Regions from separate parts of the Homo sapiens genome. Here region 1 is linked to region 2. The links are chromatin loops, found by intact Hi-C in ENCODE. Cell type or tissue: psoas muscle. All regions are shown on one strand. Each heading gives the region's core, and the rest is flanking DNA. Links, peaks and the distances in the headings are about the cores only. Region 1 overlaps COA1 (cytochrome c oxidase assembly factor 1). Region 2 overlaps HECW1 (HECT, C2 and WW domain containing E3 ubiquitin protein ligase 1).

Region 1 (5,270 bases), core at 1-5,000, 250 kb after region 2:
GAGGTTTCACCATGTTGGCCAGGTTGGTCTCGAACTCCTGACCTCAAGTGATCTGCCCAGCTCAGCCACCCAAAGTGCTGGGATTATAGGCATGAGCCACCACACCTGGCCAAGAAGAGCTTCTTAATAAATAAAACTATCTCCAGCAGGAATGAACTGCCTTGGAAACAAGAAACTCAAGCACAGACTGCACAACTATTACTTATTAGGGATGCCACTAATAGCCTCTAAGCCCCAGATGGCTGTATAGTCCAAGTGGTTAGTGAGGCAAGGCTGTCATACAGAAAAATCAAAGTTAATAAATAATGAAATGCTAGAAGAATGAAATTACAAAAATAAAGTCAAACTAAGTGAGAGCTACCAAATATAAAGGATTATCCACAACTAACAGTATTACAGGTAATCACTGTCGAGTTCTAAATTTCCTTTTCTATTAGAACATAACTTTCCCCACACACCGAATCTGTACTCAGGTGTGCATTTATCCCTAGATTCAGTCTGAGGAGTTGAAAAGTGACAAAGGGATGGATGGCTTCCTGACTACTATGAAAATGTCCCCTGACCCACATATTTCAATATAGTATTAAGCCTTGTTTTCATTACCTGAAATGTATGTTTGCTTACAAACAGGTTTCCTTGAATCTATTCTCCCCACCTCCTCCAATCAAGGAGCAAAGAGAACACCAGAGAAGCTGGAGCACAGTGAACAAGGGGAAACTGGCATGAGATGAGACTATAACAGAAAGAAGAGAGGCCACATCACAGAACAGGGAGGAGGGAGGAATGTTGTGGGTCAAGTTAAATATTTGGGGTTTATTCTACGTAAAATAAAAAGTAAAAGGCCAGGCATGGTGGCTCACACCTGTAATCCCAGCACTTTGGGAGGCCAAGGTGGGCGGGTCACTTGAGGTCAGGAGTTCAAGACCAGCCTGGCCAACATGGTGAAACCCCATCTCTACTAAAATCATAAAAATTAGCCAGGCATGGTGGCGGGCACCTGTAATCCCAGCTACTCGGGAGGCTGAGGCAGGAGAATTGCTTGAAACCGGGAGGAAAGATTGCAGTGAGCCAAGATCGCACCACTGCACTCCAGCCTGGGCAACAAAGCAAAACTCTGTCAAAAAAAAAAAGGAAAAAAAGAGTTCCAATGCTCAGTATAATTTTGTGTTTTTATTGTGGGAAGCAGTAATGTTGCATCCCTGCCTTTCCTCTTTATTAAGCGTTTTATCTAAGTATGATGGACTAGAAAGGATAAAATCAACATGGTCCCCTTCCTTTTTCTTTTTTTTTCAGAAACTTACAAACTTTCTCACAAACTTGTTTAAGAATAAAAATATGGGGAGTGACATGATCAGATTTTACATTTTTTAAAAATGGCTGCTGTGTGAAAAATAGGGGTAATAATATATCCTGGCAGATCAATTAGGAAGCAGTATATCTAGGTGAAAAATCATTGTTCTGTGCAACGAGAGAGGTAAAGATGAAGTGGCCATATTTGAAAATATTTAGGAGGTAGAATTTAGAGAACACTGAGAGGTCTTAAAGTGACCCTGGATATTACTCAGGAGCCTCTGGATGAATGGCAGCCCCAGTCCCTAGGGAAGTATATACTGCCAGACATTAAGTTGCTGGAAGTATAAAGAAAAAGAGAATCCATTTTTTGGATGGGTTAGCTTCGAAAACCTATGAGTCACCTAAGTGCAAATGTCTCACAAGCTTCCTCTTCATCATTTCTCACTGAACATCTCCATTAAGGCTTCACAATCAGGATGCTGGCAATTAGAACCTGTATCTTTCTTCCATGGCTGCTCCATTTACTGATCAATGCCACCAACTACCAGAGATGTTATAAAGGGATTCCTACATGTGATAGAGAAGGCTGAAACATAAAACATCTGAAGTCACACTGATAAGCCTCTATTACTCACAGATTCATCCACAACACTGGAGTTATTCCCGCTACAAAGGTTAACCTTAAGGAAAGAGTTAATTCATAATTCTGCAAACACTGAAAACAAATACAAATGTATTAAGGAATACTTTTATCCATAGACTGCTTTACTAGTAACATTACAAGAATAAGATGAATTTTGAAATAGACTTTAAAAAATAATTTCAATAGTTAAATGTCAGTTCTTAATTAACCATCTTGATTTTCTGATGTAAAAAATGTACAGCAATTATCGTCCAGCTGACAAAAAGCCACAATCTTTATTAGTAAATCCTATTATATAGCACAACACTGCCACCTGTTGGAAGAGATAACTAGCCAAATGTTTTTATTCCTAAACACTAAATGCATGAGAAAGTTTATGAATTTCTCAAAAAAAAATGAAGAGACTGTTGACTTTATCCTTTCTAGCCCAACATGCTTAGATTAAATCCCTAATAAAGAGGAAAAGCAAGGATGTAATGTAACTGCTTCCCACAATAAAAACACAAAATGGCATTTACTTTTTGGTTTTGGTTATTTGGGTAAGGGGAAGATTTAACCATGAAGAGATAGCACTAGGGAGTTTTTGAGGTGAGGCAACTATTCTGCATCCTGACTATGGTGTTGGTTATAGAAATCAGTACATGGGTTAAAATTTATAATATAAAAAGTTTATTTTACTGTACGGTAATTTAAAAAAAAAACAAGGTAAGAGAATACAAATACTCAGTACCATGGGAAAAGTCGTAAGTTATAATGTGAAAGTATTCACATAAATTTCAAAGTTTTGCTACTTATAGCTCAAAGGCTTGAAGCCCAAAAAACATTAGAAAGATTCTAATGTAATACTGCATGCTGACATACTTAAATATGGATGTAGAAGTGTTTCTAAAGACTACCATTGCACACCAGAAGTCAATCTTTGCCCCTAGCACAGAACATTTCAATGAGAGGAACAATCTATAACCAAAAGTTAGGACATTCACCGTTGATTCTGGTAACTTTTTTTTTTTTTTTTTGAGACAGGGTCTCACTCTGTCACTCAGGCTGGAGTGCAGTGGCGCCACTGCAACTCACTACAGCCTCGACCTCCCAGACTCAGGTGATCTTCCCACCTCAGCCTCCTGAGCAGCTGGAACCAAAGGTGTGCACCACCATGCCCAGCTAGTTCTTTTGTATTTTTAGTAGAGAGATGGGGTTTCGCCACTTTGCCCAAGCTGGTCTCAAACTCCTGGACTCAAGTGATCTGCCCACCTTGGCCCCCCAAAGTGCTGGGATTACAGGCATGAGCCACCACGCCTGGCTAGGAAATGCTTTTCCCTACGACAAAACGAGAGTCTCGTTCTATCGCCCAGGCTAGAGTGCAATGGCACAATCTCAGCTCCCTGCAACCTCTGCCTCCCAGGTTCAAGAGATTCTTGTGCCTCGTACCAGCTGCGAGTAGCTAGGACTACAGGCACATGCCATCACGCCCAGCTAATTTTTGTATTTTTAGTAGAGACGGGGTTTCACCATGTTGGCCAGGCTGGTCTGGAACTCCTGATCTCAAGTGATCCGACTGCCTTGGCCTCCCAAAGTGCTGGGATTACAGGCATGAGCCACCACGCCCAGCTAGTACATTCTTTATGTGATTGCATTTCATCTCCCTCAAAAAGCTGGTGCATAAACAGGGAAAGTTGGGTGCTTGGCATCTATGTAATCTTGGTATTTGCTAGATCACTTATGAATGCAAGTGACATCAAAGTTCCACGAGATCTGGAACATCTAAGTCCATCTGGGGACCTTTCCAGTACATTTGCAAATGCCAAATGTCTTAAGGCACCAAGAGCCCACAAGATAAAAGATCACCAGAGTCCAAATGACAGAGACCCAAACTAAGAGCAAAAGTCACATTAAGATACCAGTTCCTCCCATCTCTCCTGATAATATACTTGCTGTTAATAAAATGATATGGGTTGTAAAGTAATAATGAAATATTAAACTGAGACCTTATGAAAGCTGTTGCAATGGGAGGGAGAGGTTGGTAGAAAGGGTGTAACACATATAATCCTCTACCCTTTATCCCTTAGGGCTGCCCTTAAGCCATCCTGTTCCCAGGATCTGGCAGCTACATGCAATCTTAGTTTTCTAAGTTTTGGTTGAGCCACACTGTTGTCTGTTTTTCTACATTTTCCCAGTGATCCCTGGGAGGTCACAGCTATTCAAATGGATTGCAGTACCCACAATAATTTGCAGTTCCAACAACAGGAGAATAGTTGAAAAAAGAATGATACAGTCGTAAAAGAGAATAATGCTGGTCATCTCCTAATCTTCAACTAATGACATGGTTATATTTGCATTGAGGGAGGTAAACTTGCCTGTCAGAAGCAGCAATAGTCACAGCACACCAGGGTAATTGCCAAAGCATCCAAATGGAGCAGTAGTATGATACCGGAATAATTCACAGACTTTTGGAACTATACAAGTTTGCAAACTCACCTCCATTTTAGAGTCTGTCATGATGGGTAATTTCCCCAAAAAGACTAAAAACACAGAAAGCATTAAGAAAAAAAAAAGGCCAGGCAAGGTGGCTCACACCTGTAATCCCAGCACTTTGGGAGGCTGAGGTGGGCGGATCGCTTGAGCTCAGGAGTTTGAGCCCAGCCTGGGCAACATGGCAAAATCCCATCTCAACAAAAAATATAAAAATTAGCCCGGCGTGGTGGCATGTGCCTGTAGTCCCAACTACTTGAGGGGCTAAAGCAGGAGGATCACTTGAGCCCATGAGGTCAAGGCTGCACTGAGCCATGTTCATGGCACTGCACTCCAGCCTGGGTGACAAAGTGAGACCCTGTCTCAAAAAACAAAAACCAAAAAATCTTGGATCATAGAGATGTTTACAATTTGGAAAACTATCCATGATAAACTTTTTATTTAGTCTGAATTGCAATAATTTTAAAACTCAAAGATCTCCAAGTCCTAATACAAAAACACCTACACCCCTTCAAGTAGGAAATAGTCCTTTGGAAAGGTAAACGTGATAATCCATGCCTAAATTACACAATTCCTTTAAATCTCATCTTTTATGCAAATAACAAAAACACTAAAGCATACGGGCAGTTCCTCAAAAAAATCAACAGAATTACCCTACAATCCAGCAATTCCACTTCTGGATACGTATACCTAAAAGAACTGAAAGCACAGCCAGGCGCGGTGGCTCACACCTGTTATCCCAGCACTTTGGGACACTGAGGTGGGCGGATCCCTTGAGGTCAGGAGTTCAAGACCAGCCTGGCCAACATAGCAAAACCCTGTCTCTACTAAAAATATAAAAATTAGCCTGCGTGGTGGTGCACGC
Region 2 (5,511 bases), core at 246-5,245:
ATCATCCATGAAATGGTACAGGAGCACATGACTTCTGTTATTAACTAAGAGGAAAAAGCCGCAAACAGAAAACAAGCTGAGAGGAAACAGACATAAGTAGTCTGAAAATAGCTGTTTTAAGATTGCAGGGAAAAGCAAAAGGTAATAATAGCATAGGGATAAAACAGAGCAGCACTGATGCTATGTGAAATCTCATCACTGATATGGCGTATGAACACGGAAACAGCCTCTAAAGCAGAAGGAAGGAACCAGATTTCAATCAGTGGAGGAGACAGTAAAAAAAAAGAAATGCAAAAACTGAAAAAAGAAAAAACTTATCTTCTCTATGCCTGTCCTAACCATCCAAGTTAATACCACGACCTTCCCTGACCCCTAGGCCATGTGCTCCCCCATGTCACTTACACATTTATTAGGTTTATTGCTTATTGTCTGTTTCTTGTGGCAGGATTTTAAGCTTTTTAAGAACAGAAATCTTTGTTTTGCTCATTGATAAAACATCAAGGGCCAAGAATCGTGCCTAGTATATAGTTGGCATTCAATAAATCTCTGTTGCACCAATGACTTATAGAGTTACCTGAGGGAAGAAACCAGAATACTAGGTATAGCAGGAATAATTAAGTATTAATGTTAATTATATTAAATAAATATTAATTAAATATTAAAATTAAAATGTTGCTGATTTAAAACAAATTATTAAGGTGAGCAGATTAATTGGGCTCACTAAATTACAGTAAAGGTAATTAAAATACATTATATATCTACACATGTTCTGGAATGTCTTTAAATAGAAATTCTTTAAAAATCTTATCAATATGCAGCCATGATAATATAAAAGTTACCTACAAAAGATTAAAAATCAGACAAGCTTCAAATTTCCCATCCTAAAAATGAAACTAGAGAAATCCACAGACACAAAAACAACCTCATGCAAAATCAGAGTTTACCCTACTCTTTTACCCATCCTGATTGTTACAGTTTGATAGTTTGGATATGATTTGTTTGACCCCTTCAAATCTCACACTGGAATTTAATCCCCACTGTGGCAGTGTTGGAGGTGGGGCCTAGTGGAAGGTGTTTGGGTCACAGGGACAGATCCCTCAGGAAGAACTGGTGCCATCCTTGCAGCAATGAGTGAGTTCTCACCTTATTAGTTCCCTCTAGAGCTGGTTGTTAAAAACAGCCTGGCACCCACCCTCTACCCCCACTCTGTCTGGCTTCATCTCTTACCATGAAATCTCTGCACATGCTCCCCTTCACCCTCCACCGTGAGTGGAAGGAAGCAGCCTGGGGCTTTCACCAGACACCCAGTCTTCCAATCAGCAGGATCATGAGCCAAATAAACCTTTTTTCTTTAGAAATTTCCTGGTTTCAGGTATTCCTGTGTAGCAACACAAACACACTAAGACACTGATGAAACACCAAAAGCCATTCTCCAGATGGATCACTAATGAATCAAAGCACGACATTAATAGTGAGAAAATGATAGTATAAAAAGGACTAGTGGTGAGTATTTAAATCAATCAAATACCTAAGTATAAATAAAAGTAATTGTTGTTAAAATGCTTTAAAACATATTGGAAAAGTCTAAATAAAATATGGGAAAAGTTGTATAATACAAATGGAATAGTTGTATAATAACAGTCTGGATCAACATCACCAGACTGGAATAAAAAAAAAAAAGTAAGGAAGTGAGAATAGGGAAGATGAGCAGGGGAAGGAAAGTTATGCTAGTTGGGCTCAAGGGGAGTAAAACGGGATCATTTAAAAAACAAAGGTTAAATATGGTAATCTGACAAGCTTAAAAGGCAACTGTTTGTACCATTTAAAATAGAATTTTTCTCTTCCAAAATCCTTCAAAAGATAAAATCAAACAAAATAGAGTTTGTATGACAAAGCACACAAAAAATTGCAAAGAAGATGGAAATAATAAAAGTAAGATAACAAGTAAGTAAGTAAAGTAAAAAAGTAAAGCCAAGCATAACAGTTATGGCAATAGGTGGAAACATGATAAACTTAGATACCAAAAGGAAAACACTCTCAGCTTTGGTAACAAACAGATCCAGTTTACAAAAAGACATACCTAAGAGGTGATTTAGAAAGTTTAGAAATAAAAGAATAAATATTAATATAGTGTGAAGACAATAACAGAAAAACCAGTGGTGATGTATTAATATAATACAAAGGGGAGTTTCAATCATAATCCTTAAATGGGCCAGGCGCGGTGGCTCACGCCTGTAATCCCAGCTCTTTGGGAGGCCAAGGCGGGTGGATCACGAGGTCAGCAGATCGAGACCACCCTAGCTAACATGGTGAAACCCCGTCTCTACTAAAAATACAAAAAATTAGCTGGGCATGGTGGCGGGTGCCTGTAGTCCCAGCTACTCGGGAGGCTGAGGCAGGAGAATGGCGTGAACCTGGGAGGCAGAGCTTGCAGTGAGCCGAGATGGCGCCACTGCACTCCAGCCTGAGCGACAGAGCGAGACTCTGTCTCAAAAAATAAATAAATAAATAAATAAAAATCCTTAAATGGGGATCAAAGAAATATTTTATATTAATCAATGGCAAAATAAAGATATAATAATCATGTACCTTATGAGCCAAATAATAACATTATATTAAATAAAGAAAAATCAAGGAGAAATGAAAGGAGATGAAAGACATACAGTCGTAGTAGGAAAATGTGTTTTATATCCATCAGTTTGACAGATTAAATAGACAAAATAATTTGAGATTTAAATAATATAACTTTATGTGAATGAAACATATTAATTCTTTTATTAGAAATAGAGTTTACATGAATGGATAAACAAAATGTGGTATATACCTGCAATGAAATGTTTGTCCTTACAAAGAAATGAAATTCTGACACATGCTACAACATGAATGAACCTTGAAGACATTGTGCTAAGTGAAATAAGCAAGACACAGAAGGACAAGAATTATGATTCCACTCATATGAGGAACCTAGAATAGATTTATAGAGATAGAAAGTAGATCAGAGGTTCCCAGGGGCTTCAAGGAGTAGAAAATGAGGAGTTATTGTTTTGTGGATACAGTGTTTCAATTTGGGAAGGTGAAAAAGTGCTGGGGAAGGAGAGTGGTGATGGTTGCACAACCGTGAGAATTTATTATACTTAATGCCACTGAACTGTACACTTAAAAATTGTTATTGTTTTACGTATATTTTGCCACAACAACAAAAAAGGAAAAGGGCCCCAAAAATGAAGCTGACAACTTTTCATGATTATTTTTGTAAGTGGTGATAGTCTACAATGCAAAGAAAACAAAAAAGCAGAATATAGCCAGGTCACATCCTGTGGCCATATAGCAATAAAACTGAATTGTAAGTAAATTTAAGCACAATTGTAAGAACAAAATCTTTGCCAGCTGGAAAGTAAAAGCAATGTTCTAGATGACTCTTGGGCTTAAAATAAAATAAAGACTTAGAAACCATTGAGAAATTGTTGAAAATACATGTGAACAATACTTAATAAAATATAGAAAGGATATACTCAAAGACTTAGTAGCATTAGGGAATTTCAGTTGATTAAGAAGTGTTTTTTAAAAATTACTTGATAAAAATTAAATATTTATTTATTTATTTATTTAGTGAGACTGGGTCTCGCTCTGTGTCCTAGGCTGAAATGCAGTGGCATGATCACAGCTCACTGCAGCCTCGACTTCCTGTGCTCCAGCAATCTTCCCACCTCAGTCTCCTGAGTAGCTGGGACCACAGATGCAAAACCACTACGCCTAGCTTTTTTGGTATATTTTTGTATTTTTTTGGTAGAGACAGGTTTTCGCCATGTTGCCCAGGCTAGTCTCAAACTCCCAAGCTCAAGAGATCCACCTACTTTGGCCTCCCAAAGTGCTGGGATTACAGGTGTGATGAATACACATTTATATTTTAAAAACAAATACTCTTGGTAAACTAAGAATGTAAATATGTTTTCGTGACCTAATAAAGCCTCCTTTAAAACAGTGGACATCTTATTGTACAATCGGGTCTAGTAGTTTTCCCTTAAAAATCAAGAATAAGAAAAGATTTCAACCACCACTTCTTATTTAACGTTGTTCTAGAAGTACTCACCAATATTACAAAAAAAGGAGGTAAAAATAGAAGAGCCCTCCTAAAGAAGGAGACAAAATTAACATGATTTGCAATTAAAAATCCAAGAGGATATACTTAAGAGTCATTTATTTGATGGAAGCATTTAATATGATGAGCAGACAAAAAGTAAATACACAAATAATAACTTTCCTGAGTACCAGCAATGAAGGGTTATAAAACATTATAGGAAAAGATACACTCAGAAGAGCAACAGATAATATTAAATACCTATAAATTATCTTAACCAGAAATATGTGTCTTTCAGTAAAACAACTACAAAACTGTACTAAGAAAAAAATTCTTTAATAGACATGTTCAGAAATGGGAAATGGTTACACCAACTATCATGAGGAAAGAATTCTCTCCGAAATCATTTGCAGTCTCAAAGTGATTCTAAACAAAATCCCAATAGAACTATTTTTGGAACTTAATAAAATTAATATTAGTTCCTCTGGAAAAATGAAAACAGACAAGAATATGTAAGAAAATATTGGAAAAGAAAGAGGAAACTTGCCCTACAGATGTTAATAATTGGAATAGTGCGGTACCAGTGAAAAGCCTCAGGCCACTGGAGCAAATAAAATATCCTGAAACACAGTAGTATTTATAAGAAATGTATTTATAATAAAACAATAGGAAATGAATGATTTGGAAAAGTGAGCTCTCTGAGAAAACTGTCAAACTACAACTTAATATTATACCAAAATAAGTTTCAGAAAGGTAAAGATTTAGTGTTAACGATTAACTCACCTAAACTAAAGCTAGAAAAATATAGTTAAACACTTAACTGACCCCTGGAGAGGAATGATTGAGAGATTTGAATACATAGGAATATTAAAAATTCAGTGTATTAGAAAATAAAGCAAACAAATATCAAAAGCAAATTTGAAAGCAGATGTATAACTTAGCACTTGGATAATAAATAAGAAAACTTTAACATCCCGACAACAATAGCAAAAAAGGGAACAGACATCGCAGGCAACACACTAAGGAAGGAATGACTAATTAGCCCATGAGAAAATGTTTTTCTTTTGTAGATTCCCTGGGAAATTGTAATTCATCATTATTTACCATTTAACATTTCTAAGAGTTCTTTCAAAATTAGTATTTGTGAGAGCATTATAAAGAGGAAGATTCATGAACTAATGGTAACATGATAGATCTGGACAACTGTTGTGAAGATAGTTTATTAGTATGGATCAATAATCATAAATATTTTTCTAACTTTAACCAAGTAATTAATTCAACTTTTAGAAATGCATACTAAACAATTGCCACAGATACACAAATATAAGGAACCTATTTAATTTAATTTCTAAACATCTCAGCATGTATTTGAATAATGAAAAGTCTATTTTTAATATTTGTTAGGTTAGCTTACACTTGTGTGTTTAAAAAGC

The links. A loop is a pair of places that touch in the nucleus more often than their neighbours do. Peaks named below come from ENCODE experiments on the same cell type or tissue, not always from the same donor. Only the 100,000 strongest peaks of a DNase experiment are listed, where the experiment ranks them.
Region 1: it touches region 2 in a loop (2.7-fold over the local background); 2 of 110 quality-filtered maps call a loop at or near these places.

Annotation. Positions count from the first base shown.
Region 1 is chr7:43,719,157-43,724,426 of GRCh38, forward strand. All of the region lies in intron 1 of COA1 (cytochrome c oxidase assembly factor 1), which reads right to left. Among named protein-coding and RNA genes, the nearest start is that of COA1, 7.7 kb to the right of the region's middle. In psoas muscle, for the core only: a CTCF peak has its summit at 2,257 (motif pointing left); no DNase peak of the experiment used is centred there; H3K27ac peaks cover 338 bases.
Region 2 is chr7:43,471,958-43,477,468 of GRCh38, forward strand. All of the region lies in intron 16 of HECW1 (HECT, C2 and WW domain containing E3 ubiquitin protein ligase 1), which reads left to right. Among named protein-coding and RNA genes, the nearest start is that of LUARIS, 48 kb to the right of the region's middle. In psoas muscle, for the core only: no CTCF peak of the experiment used is centred there; no DNase peak of the experiment used is centred there.